3 separate regions of the Homo sapiens genome follow, and all the other regions are linked to region 3. A link is a contact called in ENCODE Hi-C or POLR2A ChIA-PET data. All regions are on one chromosome and are shown on one strand. Each heading gives the region's core, a stretch centred on a gene start or an enhancer-like site at or near the end of the contact. The rest is flanking DNA. Distances are from core to core; before and after follow the strand shown. Region 1 holds the start of CEP72 (centrosomal protein 72). Region 2 holds the start of SLC9A3-AS1 (SLC9A3 antisense RNA 1). Region 3 holds the start of CLPTM1L (CLPTM1 like).

Evidence for each region. A loop is a pair of places that touch in the nucleus more often than their neighbours do. ChIA-PET counts read pairs that join two places held with the same protein, here RNA polymerase II (POLR2A). Pooled maps may share reads with other maps.
Region 1: a loop to region 3 is called in a map of CD8-positive, alpha-beta T cell, with 4 times the contacts of the local background. The contact joins the promoter of CEP72 here to the promoter of CLPTM1L in region 3. A Hi-C loop is called at or near these places in 1 of 168 maps with a recorded cell type or tissue (CD8-positive, alpha-beta T cell) and 12 of 50 pooled maps. POLR2A ChIA-PET finds 5 or more read pairs at or near these places in 1 of 52 experiments (activated T-cell).
Region 2: a map of ascending aorta shows a loop between it and region 3 (6-fold over the local background). The contact joins the promoter of SLC9A3-AS1 here to the promoter of CLPTM1L in region 3. A Hi-C loop is called at or near these places in 2 of 168 maps with a recorded cell type or tissue (ascending aorta and dorsolateral prefrontal cortex), 2 of 37 single-sample maps with no recorded cell type and 18 of 50 pooled maps.

What each region holds. Positions count from the first base shown.
Region 1 is chr5:610,782-614,714 of GRCh38, reverse strand. CEP72 (centrosomal protein 72) reads right to left here and starts at 2,375. Exons shown (of 12, transcript NM_018140.4): 1 at 2,272-2,375. The coding sequence starts at 2,353. CEP72-DT (CEP72 divergent transcript) reads left to right here and starts at 2,505. Exons shown (of 3, transcript NR_103444.1): 1 at 2,505-2,563; 2 at 2,962-3,268. RefSeq lists enhancers at 1,592-2,521, 2,522-3,452.
Region 2 is chr5:470,788-474,607 of GRCh38, reverse strand. It overlaps SLC9A3-AS1 (SLC9A3 antisense RNA 1), which reads right to left and starts at 1,372. Exons shown (of 7, transcript NR_125375.1): 1 at 1,209-1,372. SLC9A3 (solute carrier family 9 member A3) reads left to right here. Exons shown (of 17, transcript NM_004174.4): 17 at 1,226-3,820. The coding sequence ends at 1,229. It overlaps SLC9A3-OT1 (SLC9A3 3' UTR overlapping transcript 1), which reads left to right and starts at 1,643. Exons shown (of 2, transcript NR_024158.1): 1 at 1,643-1,929; 2 at 2,643-3,820. RefSeq lists silencers at 665-1,484, 1,605-1,674, 2,035-2,164 and enhancers at 1,408-2,048, 2,049-2,691.
Region 3 is chr5:1,342,982-1,346,484 of GRCh38, reverse strand. It overlaps CLPTM1L (CLPTM1 like), which reads left to right and starts at 1,386. Exons shown (of 17, transcript NM_030782.5): 1 at 1,386-1,805; 2 at 2,034-2,134. The coding sequence starts at 1,644.

The DNA of each region.
Region 1 (3,933 bases), core at 1,126-3,625, 730 kb after region 3:
AAAATATCCACACATGGAACGTTAAAAACATACTCCTTAAAAATCCACAGGTCAGGCCGGGCGCGGTGGATCATGCCTGTAATCCCAGCACTTTGGGAGGCCGAGGTGGGCGGATCATGAGGTCAGGAGTTCCAGCTACTCGGGAGGCTGAGGCAGGAGAATGGCATGAACCCAGGAGGCAGAGCTTTCAATGAGCCAAGATTGCGTCACTGCACTCCAGCCTGGGTGACAGAGCGAGACTCCACCTCAAAAAAAAAAAAAAAAAAAAAATTCACAGGTCAAACAGGAAGTATCGAGGGAAATTCTTAAAATACGCTGAACTGGATGAAAATTAAAATACAACATAACAAAATTTGTGGATACAGCTAAAGCAGTGCTTACAGGGAAACTTGTGGCACTGTTTATAATAGAAAATAGGAAAGTCTCAAATCAATAATCTACAGTTTTGCCTCAAGGATTTAGAAAAGTATAAAATAAATGCAAAGCAAGCAGAAAGAAGGAAATAAAAAAAAGCAGAAATCAATGAAATTTGAAACTAGAAAAACACTGGAGAAAAATCAAACCCAAAGTCGGTTCTTTGAAACTATCAATAACATTCACAAGCCTCTAGCAAGACTAAAAAAGAAAGAATACACAGATTATCAACATCAGGAACAGAAAAGGGATATCCCTGTAAACCTTGTAGCACTAATCAGGGAAGAAGGGAGGACTCGGCATGTCCCGAGGTCAGCTGCCCTCTCACCTGCTTCCTCAGAGCCCTGTGGTGCCTACTGCCTCAGGATCACTTGGATTTTGTCACGAGGTTACAGTTCCCCTTAACCACTCTACAGATAATAACCTGGACATTATAAACCGTTAAGTTTTCCATTTGAGATATTCTTTCAGGACCTGGGGACTGATGCCAGCTGGTCTAAAGGGCCCCGCAAGCGGATTCACCAAAGAATGCAGTTTCCACACCCTGATAATTCCATGGCCCTTACCTCCACCAACTGACAACACCAATCTTCCAGCTCCTCACAGTCCTGTTCCTCTAAAACCCCCAGCTCAGGCTGGGTGTAGGTGGCTCATGCCTGTAATCCCAGCACTTTGGGAGGCCAAGGCAGGTGGATCACCTGAGATCAGGAGTTCAAGACCAGCCTGGCCAACATGGTGAAACCCCGTCTCTACTAAAAATATAAAAAATTAGCCGGGCATGGTGGCGCGTGCTTGTAATCCCAGCTACTCAGGAGGCTGAGTGAATCACTTGAACCTGGGAGGTGGAGGTTGCAGTGAGCTGAGATTGTGCCACTGCACTCCAACCTGGACGACAGAGTGAGACTCCGTCTAAAAAAAAAAAACCGCTCAGATCTCCTTGGGGAGATGGATTGAGGCCTCCTTCCACCTCCCTGCTGGGCCCCTGCCAGCCTTAAACTCTTTCTCTGCTGCAAACCCCACTGTCTCAGTGTATTGGCCTGTGGCCCCCACAGCACCTGACTGAACCTGTTGGTCCAGTAACACCTGCAGACCACACACAGACATTAACAGGCTAACAACAGAACACCAGAAACAACTCAACACACACACTCCACAAGTTAGCTCAAATAAGCCAATGCCACAAAACCCCACACAGCCAAGACTCGCGGTGAACTAATATGAACGGTTCTCTAACAACCAGAGATACAGAATTTGTCATTTAAAAGCTTCAAAAACAGAAATTGACATGTCCATATGGTTTCACTGGAAAATTCCAGGAAACATTCAAACAATGAGCACACACTCTACAGAACCTCTTCTAAATATAAGAGAAGGCAACACTTCTCAGCAGTTTATGAGCTCGGCTTCACCTTGACGCCAAAACCAGACAAAAATAAGCCAAAAAGAAGGAAACCGGCCACCAACATCCTCAAGAAGGCCGAGCGCAACAATCACCACAGAGTGGGCCCAGGAGAACCAGGGAGGTGATCCCCAGCGGGAGGGCGGGCTGCGCTCCTGGACAGCAAGGCCGGCTCCCTCTTCTCAGCGGATGTAACCCCCAGTCACGGAACCAGTGACCCGATAGACAGGCAGGGGCCGGGACGCCGGGACCCGAACGCGGGCAGGGGCCGCACCTGGGCACGGGGGGTGGGTCGCTCACCTGGACACGCGCGCCCCGCTCGCCCGCGACCGTTCCGGACGCCCGCGGCGCCTGCGTAGACGGGTCCCGCCTGCCCACGGTCCGCCGCCGCCCCGGGAAGCTCGGCACCCACCCCCCCGCCACCTCACGCTTGCACCCCCGCCCGCCCTCCGGCGCACCCAGGTCGCGGTGAGGCCCTAAGCCGCTCTTCGCCCGAACCGCCTCCTCGCTCAGCACCAGCCGAGGGCCAGCCCGCGCCATGTTTCAAACGGAGCCCTCGGACGGCGCCTGCGCGGCGGGCGGGGCGAGGCTACGAGAGGGGCGGGACCTGCGTCGGCAGAACCGAGAGCCTGGCGGGACGGGGCGGGGCCTGCGCGGCGGGGCGAGGGGCGTGGCTGGGGGAGGGGGCGGGACTGCGTGGGCGGAACCAAGAGCCTGGCGGGGGGTTCTCCTGAATGGCGGTTCTCCCAGGTACTGGCCACGCGACCCCAGCCCCCGCCCCAGATAGCTCCCTGTCAAGGCTTCCCTGGGCGCGGCCGCCTTCTAGGCCCCGGCCCTTGACACACGCGGTGTCCTCCCGGGGAAACCCCGAGTAGGCGCGGTGGAATCGCGGCTGGTGGTGGGCATGGGGACCCTGCCCCATCCACACTCCGCTCCCACCCTGAACCCAGCGCCCCCGGGGACCCCCGACTCACCTAGACTCCCCACCCAACCCGACCCCCCCGCGGGGACCCCTCCAGACACCCCAGCACCCGCCCGGAGCCTTGTCTGCTGCACCTCCCGTCCAGCCCCGGGCCTCCCAGAGGTGGGCGGGAGCTGAGCTTCTCCCCAGCCAGTCACTCCCCACGGCCGGTCCTTCTCCACCCCAGAACCTCCAGAGATGTCACAGGCCCAGCACTGTGGCTCGTGGCTGACCGCGCCCTGGAGGGTCTCGCTGTGTTTATCCTTGTGAGGTCCTTCTACAGAGCTTTCAAGGAAGACAGAGTTCAGCCTGTTTATTGGGAAGACTTTAATCCTGCTCAAGACATCTACTGTGTCACCGTACCACTGTGGCCCAGCGCCTGGTGGAGTGAATCCAGACCCCCAGGGGTGTCCCCTCCCCGCCTTTCTCCTGGTGTCTAGGGGCACCCAGAAACCCTCACCCCAGATTAGACCAGCTCGTTGGCAACATCCCTGGTATGTCACAGCCTGGGGGGTGATAGACAAGGCAGGGTAGTGGTGGGGGGTACGTATGGTGGTAGTAGACGAGGGTATACACAGACAGAGGGTGTACATGGGGAATGTGTGCAGGGGCTGTGTGCAGGGAGTGTGTGTGGATGGTGTAGGGGAGTGTGTAGGGGAGTGTGTAGGGGGTGTGTGCAGAGGTTGTACACGGGGTGTGCAGGAGGTGTACTCAGAATGTGTTCAGGGAGTGTGTGCAGAAGGTGTACATGGGGTGTATGCAGGAGGAGTGTGCAGAGGGTGTACATGTAGGGGGTGTGTGCAGACAGTATACAGAAGGGGTGTGTGCAGAGGATGCACACAGGGTCTCTGCAGGGAGTATGTGCAGTGCTGTACATAAGGAGTATGCAGGGGGTATATACAGGGTGTATGTGCAAGGGGTGTGTGCAACAGTGTGTGCAGGAGGTGTGTGCAGGGTCTATGTGTGGGGGTGTGTGCAACAGTGTGTGCAGGAGGTGTGTGCAGGAGGTGTGTGCAGGAGCTATGTGTGGGGGTGTGTGCAACAGTATGTGCAGAGGTGTGTGTAGGGGCTATGTGTGGGGGTGTGTGCAACAGTGTGTGCAGGAGGTGTGTGCAGGAGGTGTGTGCAACAGTGTGCAGGGGGTGTACACAAGGTGTGT
Region 2 (3,820 bases), core at 123-2,622, 870 kb after region 3:
GGCTCTCTCCCTCCCCGCCTAACCCCTCTCCGCAGCTCCTCTCCCTCCAGGTCTCCGCCTCGCGCGCGCTGTCTCTCTCCTCCCTGGACCTGAACCTGGCTCGCTCTCTCTCTCTCCCCGCCTAACCCCTCTCCGCAGCTCCTCTCCTCCAGGTCTCCGCCTCGCGCGCGCTGTCTCTCTCCTCCCTGGACCTGAACCTGGTTCTCTCTCTCCCTCCCCGCCTAACCCCTCTCCGCAGCTCCTCTCCCTCCAGGTCTCCGCCTCGCGCGCGCTGTCTCTCTCCTCCCTGGACCTGAACCTGGCTCGCTCTCTCTCTCTCCCCGCCTAACCCCTCTCCGCAGCTCCTCTCCTCCAGGTCTCCGCCTCGCGCGCGCTGTCTCTCTCCTCCCTGGACCGGAACCTGGTTCTCTCTCTCCCTCCCCGCCTAACCCCTCTCCGCAGCTCCTCTCCCTCCAGGTCTCCGCCTCGCGCGCTCGCTCTCTCTCCTCCCTGGACCTGAACCTGGCGCGCTCTCTCTCTCCAGCAGCCCCTCTTCCTCCTCTAGCGCCCTGCTGGCCGCACCTCCCTCAGGAGCCCGGACAGAGATACTCTGGCGTCTCTGCTGCTCCCACGGAGCTGAGGGCACTAGGGCCGCCTGAGATTTCCTTTAGGTGGCTCCGAAAGCTAGTCCGCGAGTCCAAATCCTGCGCTCCCAGGGAGCTGAGAGCAGGGCTGGGGGAAGCCAGACAGACGCCCCGGGTCCCCGACCCTCTCACAGGGATACAGGGAGGGCCGGCCCCGCAGACCCGGACTCTGCCTCCAGCTCAGAGCAGGGAGAGGGGCGGGCCGTGGGGTCTGGGCTTTCTGAGCTCCCTCTGGGGGCCTGGGAGGCACCCGGGGGACGCCAGGGCGGTTTGAGATGGAGGAAGCAGGTCCCCTTGGGGACCTTGACCTCCCGCGCTGCAGGGCCTGGGGCGGGACCTTCCTGCGCCGAGGAGGCCGCTGTCCCGGGACCCCCGGCGGGGGGACGTGGCGGGGCCGGGCTGGGGCTTCGCTGTTGCTGCTTCCGCCTCTGCCCCGCGAACCCGGGTCCTGGGAGGAGGCCCCAGCGGACGCCGAGCCTGGGGTGCGCCGCGGGAGGGGAGGCGAGAGCCGCCGGGCTCGGGGACAGCTGAGGCCCCCGGGGACGCCCCTCCCGCCCCAGCGCCCGGGCTCCGCGCGCCGCTCACGCCTTCCTCTCCCGCAGGTGACACCGGCTCCGACACGCCGCTAACCGGCCGCTCGTCCCCGCGCCACGGTCCGCCCACCGCCGCCGCCGCTGTCCCAGAGAAACCCCAGATCCCCGCGCGGCTACAGCGACCGCGAGCCCCGAGCCCCGCCTCGCCCACGCCAGCGCCTGCGCAGAACTCCGAGAGTGCCGCGCCTGCGCCCGCAGAGCCGCCCGAGGGCGAGCCGGGGGCGGGGCCTGCGCCGGGGGCGGGGCCGGAGCGCCGAGGGCTGCCGAGTGCGCACGCGCGTTCGGCGGCGGCGCGCCGCGTGCACAGCCGGCGCTCGTTCCAGCGGCCTCGCGCGCGCCGCCGCCCCGCGCTGCTGAAGCTGGCGTCGCTGCCGCCCTCGTGCCACGCACCGCCGCACGCGCTGGAGCAGGAGGAGACGCCGCTGTGACGCCGCCGGCGGGAAGGGTCCGCGCGCCATGGCTGGCCGCTCGCGCCCTTTCCCACCGCTGCCGGGAAACCGAGGCTCGCCCCAAACGGATTTGCGTGAAACCAGCCCAAGGTTCCGGGCCCCCCCAACCGAGCCCCGCGCCCGGGGACTGACTCGGGGACCGACTCAGGGACCTCCCGAGCGCCAGGACTCAGGGCCCGACCTGCAGCGGCTGCAGGCCCAGCGCCCGCAAGCGGCCTGGGCCGAGCGCCGTTTCCAGGCCCTCGCCAGGTCTTTGAACTGCAGGTAAAGTGGCAGGAACGTCTTCCGTCTGCTCAGCGTTTGGGGATTTAGACTCCTAAAGCCAGTACCTGCCCCGTTTCCCCCCCAGGTTCCGTCCTGCCCGCGCCCGGTCTCAGGGTGGCGGCCCCGGACACGGCCCGTCCCCACAGACGAGGTCTCCGGCCTGAGCTGTCGCACCTGGCGCGGAGGTCGCCCGGGGTGCCCTGGCTGGGTGAGAGGTGGCCTGGCGGGCGGAGCTTGCCAAGAATCACGGCCAGTCCTTAAGTGGATGGTGGGGCCCAGCAGCTGCTCTGTCCCCCTTAACAAACCAGGGGGCATGGAGGGGCCCAGGGCACCGCCCCCCTACCAGGCTCAGGCCCTCCAAGGAGAACCTGCTGAGACCCCTGAGCCTGTCCTAGACCCCGGACCCCTGACCCTTCCCACCCCTTCCAGCGTCCCAGGGCGAGGCCTTGGACAGAGCTCCTGGTCCTCTGCAGGGAGACCATCCAGCCCAAGCTCTGGGAGGCACAGTCCATTGAGTGGGCGGAGGCCGCGGGTGCTGAGCCGGGGAGGGTGCTCGGAGTCCATCCATCCCTCAGACGGCAAGTCCCACAGGGTCCAACCCACCTGAAACCTGCCTGCACGGTGGAAGTGGTGGAGGTGGACACTCCTAGGGGCTTTTCTAAAGCTAGACTCGCAGCTCCTTGCTCAGGAAAATTAAACTATTCACGTTTCAGATCAAGTGTTGACAGTCACCAGTCAGGAGGAGTTCTTAAAGAGTTTTATGTTGACTGAATATTGCACATTGAGTCCCCATTGAGTCCCTGGTGGGAAAAGTCCACAATTTCCCATTGATAGCTTTTTACTGTTGTGAAAAAGGGAAGCGTCAGCCACACAAAAGCCTGCATGACCGCTGCTTCGGAGAAGCTCTCGACCCTAACTGCAGTCACTGTTACTTGGATCAGATCAAGCGCAGTGACTTTTTGGGATTCAGTGGTTATTCTCCACACTTCGTAGCCATTTCAACCAACTCTGAGCACAAAATGCAGCCATCCTCTATGCAGCAAGCCCTGCCCAGTCAGTGACCCTACTGGACAGATCCAAGGCCAGCCCTGGTTCCCTGCTGCAGCCACCGTCCTGACGTTCATCGGAGCAGGCCGGGGCCTGGCCTTCCCGGCACAAGTGGCTGTTCTGACAGGCCCCCAGTTTGTCCCATCTGAACTGCTGGGAGGTTTCCGGGTGGCCAGAGGAGCAAAGCTGCCTTCCAAGTGCCTGTCTGTGCCTGGGAGAACAGAGCAGGAGCGTCGTGCGGTCCACCGCGCAATGCATGGCGATTCCAGGCGCTGAACAACTCCCCTGGACCCTTGGGCCTGCATCTGACTCCCAGCTGCAGAGTCAGAAGCTGAGTCCAGGCAACTGCTTGGCCACTCCCGATCGCTCCTCCCTGGACACCCGGTTACCAAAGTCAGCAAAGAAGATGCGGTAATCGCCGCCTGATCTCCACATGGTGAACACAACACTCCCACCAACACCTCCTTGACTGGTCGGTCTTCAGCACCGGGGGTGGGCAGGCAGGTGTTCTGTGTTGACGAGAATTGCACAGGCTAAACACAAACACGGAACCAGAGTGAGAACACCTCACTCACGGCAGCCCAGGCTGCTCCCTACCAGGTGACGGAGCGCGCCGGGGCTGTGGGTGCCAGGGGCTGAGTGCTAGGGACTCGTCATGAGTGGGGATCCCCACGTTCCTGTCACTGCTGTCAAACAGAAGGTAAACAGTCTTATGAATGTATTTCCTTAGGAAAACTTGTAAAAACTTTTATTAGGATATCTATTTAATACTGAACTTTGGCCTACTTTGTGATAGACTATAAACAAATTGAGGAAATCACTATTTCTCACTTCTGTATTTTCT
Region 3 (3,503 bases), core at 137-2,636:
CCACAGGTCTACAGCCTTCATTCACGTGTCGCACAGACTGTGGCAGGACCAGCACCCGCTGCTGGTGTGGGACGCCTGGCCCTGTAGGGGACCCCAAGAGTGGCTGGAGAGCAGGGCGTGATGCCTCTTGGGCCACCCTGCAAAGGGCTCACGAGCCTCCTGAGGAGGATGCATTTGATCAGGGTAACAGGAGTCAGCAGAGGGCTTTCCAAGGACAGGTTTGCCAAGAAGCGAGAACAGACTGAGGGGGGAACGATAGAGGCACTGGGTGTAGTCAGACACCACTGCAATGGTAGCCGAAAACCGCGCCGTGAGAAGACTCTGTGGGGAGGGTAACTAGGTGCATGAGAGTGAGAGGAGCGAAAAAAGCCTCGGATGGCTCCGAAGCTCCTGGCCCAGCTTCCAGGGGTTGGTGGCCCAGGACCGCCCCTGCACGCGGCCTCGGGTGCCTGCTCCAGGCAGACCTGCTTCTCTGGCCCATTCTCGGCACCAATCACTGTCCCATCCGCCCGTCAGCCAAGTCCTCTGAGTTCTTCCCGGAGCCCAGCACCCTGATGCAATTGTCCCTGCTCTGAAAACCCTCAGCAATCTATTGGGTCTTCAGTAGCATCTACTCTTTCTAGAAATGTCGAACAAGGTTTTTCGATTGTGCTGCACGTGTGGCAGACACAGAAACGGAAACGACCTTCCAGAGAACTGGCCAAAGGACGGGAGCTGCTCCAGTAACTGAAGGGCACAGACTGAGCGCTTCTGATGGAGTCGGGGAGGTCGCCGGCCCATCCACCGGCTGCCCGAGGGCCTCCCACTGACCTCCCCCGGCCGCCCTCCGAGGGGCCTCTGCTGACCTCGCCGTGCTGGGCACGCTCGGCTTTAGCGGGAAGCTGGGGGTCAGGTTCAAGGCTGTGAGGAGCCACTTCAGCCCGGGAATCTGAATTTTTTCTTCAAAAGCGCCTGTCCCCACAATGGGTTTGTACTGGGGAAAAAACCCACACACGGGATGAGGTGCCCGGCTTCTGTGAGGGTTCTGAGCACTTCGTTTTTCTTCCCTTTAGATTCTGACAACTGTGGACTAAAAGGGTTGCAGGCCCAGTGCCGGAATTCCAGTATCACCTTCCACCAGGCTCCTCACACGTCGACATGGCCCCCACTTGGTGGTCTGGCAGGCGTCGGCGGTTGGGGACGGCGCCCCGGGGACCCCGCGGCCCTAGCCTTCCCCGGCGCCCCGCGAACGCCCTCCGCGGCCCCAGCAGCTGAGCGCCTGGGTCCCTGAGAGGCACCCCAGGAGGGCGGCGCGGGCGGGTAACGTCACACACGCGCCGCATCCTGGATGCGCGTGCGCGGCAGCGGCCGAGACTCCGTTTCCCAGGGAGCCGCGCGGCGCGTCCACTTCCGGCAGGCGGCGGGGCCCGGAAGCGGCGCGCGGGGCCGGCGAATCCCGCGGCGCCAGGTGGGAGCGGGGCCGGAGCATGCGGGGCGGCCGGCGGTCTGCGGCGCGCGGCGCATTCGTTCCCCCGCGGCGGTGGCGGTGGCGCGCGGCGGCTCTCCAGTGAGCGGCGGAGCCCGGAGCGGCGGGCTGGGCGCCGGGCGGGCGGGGCTCGCGGCTGAGAGGCGGGCGGGCCGGGGGCGCCGGGCGCGGGGCCGCCATGTGGAGCGGCCGCAGCTCCTTCACCAGCTTGGTGGTGGGCGTGTTCGTGGTCTACGTGGTGCACACCTGCTGGGTCATGTACGGCATCGTCTACACCCGCCCGTGCTCCGGCGACGCCAACTGCATCCAGCCCTACCTGGCGCGGCGGCCCAAGCTGCAGGTGAGCGTCCGCGGGGCCGGGGGCCGGGCGGGTTGGGGTGGGGGCCTCTCCTCCAGGCCCCAGACGTCGCCTTCCCGTCCCAGTTCGGAGCTGTGGCCGCGCGAGTCGAGATGGAACCTTTCCTGGTTCCCCAGCGGCCAGGTCTTCCGCCCTCCAGCTGGCCGTGGGATTTGAGTGCGTCCTGCCAGGGCCTGGCCGAGCTGACTCTCGACGCCCCCTCCTTTCCAGCTGAGCGTGTACACCACGACGAGGTCCCACCTGGGTGCTGAGAACAACATCGACCTGGTCTTGAATGTGGAAGACTTTGATGTGGAGTCCAAATTTGAAAGGTATGGGCGTAGGACAAAATGCCAGTGAAAGGGAAAACATTACTCATGTTCAGATTGTTTAAAAGTTAGCTTTCTGTACATAACATGTTTATTTTAGAGAACTAGTCTTACCGAATGTCTTGAAGTGGTAGAATATCCTAACTGGAGGCCTATGCGTGGCCTGTAAACATTCAGCCTGGAAGGTGACAGGTGATGAATGTCGTTTAAGAAGTAGTTCTCAGCAGAGTGTGATGGCAGTGGGATGTCCTGGACGGGGAGGCTCCGAAGGAGCAGGGGCCACGCTTGGTGAACCAGTGGAGAGCAGACAACTCTGCAGTTTCACTACCGGGGACCAACTTGTCTTTTCCTGGTGGAAGTAGTTCGCTTAAGTTACTTGTGAGGGAAAAGAGATGAGGATAGAGGAAGCAATTTTGTAGAAAATCATAAATAAGTGACATGTGACGTTAGAATAGATCAATGTCCAAATATGTAGAGTATCTTAAAAATTACATCTGACATGGCCTAATTTTTTTTAATTGAATAAGTATACTTTTAAATATGATTTGCTTCTCACAAGTCAACCATTTCCCTTCATTGCCTGGGAGGTATCTGAGGAGAGAATAATGAAAGTTTGAGACTCATGCTGGACTCCACGCCCTCTAGGCAGCCAGTCCCTGGGGGTAGCTGGAGGCGCTGGCAAGCCGGTTTCTGCCTGGCCTCTTTAGGCCTGTGACCTCAAGCCAGTTCCTGCCCTCTCTCTGCCTCCATGAAGGGGAGGCCAGAAGTGCTGGTGACCAAGCTGCCCGCTCGGTTGTAGCTGCCCACACCTTTCAAAAATGCTCAGGATTCATCTGCACTGGGTTTAATTTCCCAGACATGAATACTGCCTCTTCCGTGCCGGGCCGTGTACCAGTTACCAAGGACAGCTAGTGAGGTTTTCCATTTGACCTGGCACAGTGTCAGCCTGGAGGAAGTGGGGAGAATGAGCACTCTTAACACAGCTCCGCCTCAAGTGTCTCCAAGTGCACATTCCACCAGAAATACACAGCCCTGCACCCTCTGCCTGAAGAGAGACACTTAAGATGTCCTGGTGGAGACATACTCTTTCCTGGGTAGTGAGGAGCCATAGATGCCTTTGTGTTTTTCATTACAACTTTGGCCGTAAGATTTTTTTTTTTTTTTGAGATAGAGTCTTGCTCTGTTGCCAGGCTGGAGTGCAGTGGCGTGATCTCTGCTCACTGCAACCTCCGGTTCCCGGGTTCAAGGGATTCTCCTGCCTTAGCCTCCAAAGTAGCTGAGACTACAGGCACCCGCCACCACGCCTGGCTAATTTTTTTATTTTTAGTAGAGACAGGGTTTCACCATGTTGGCTGGGCTGGTCTGAAACTCC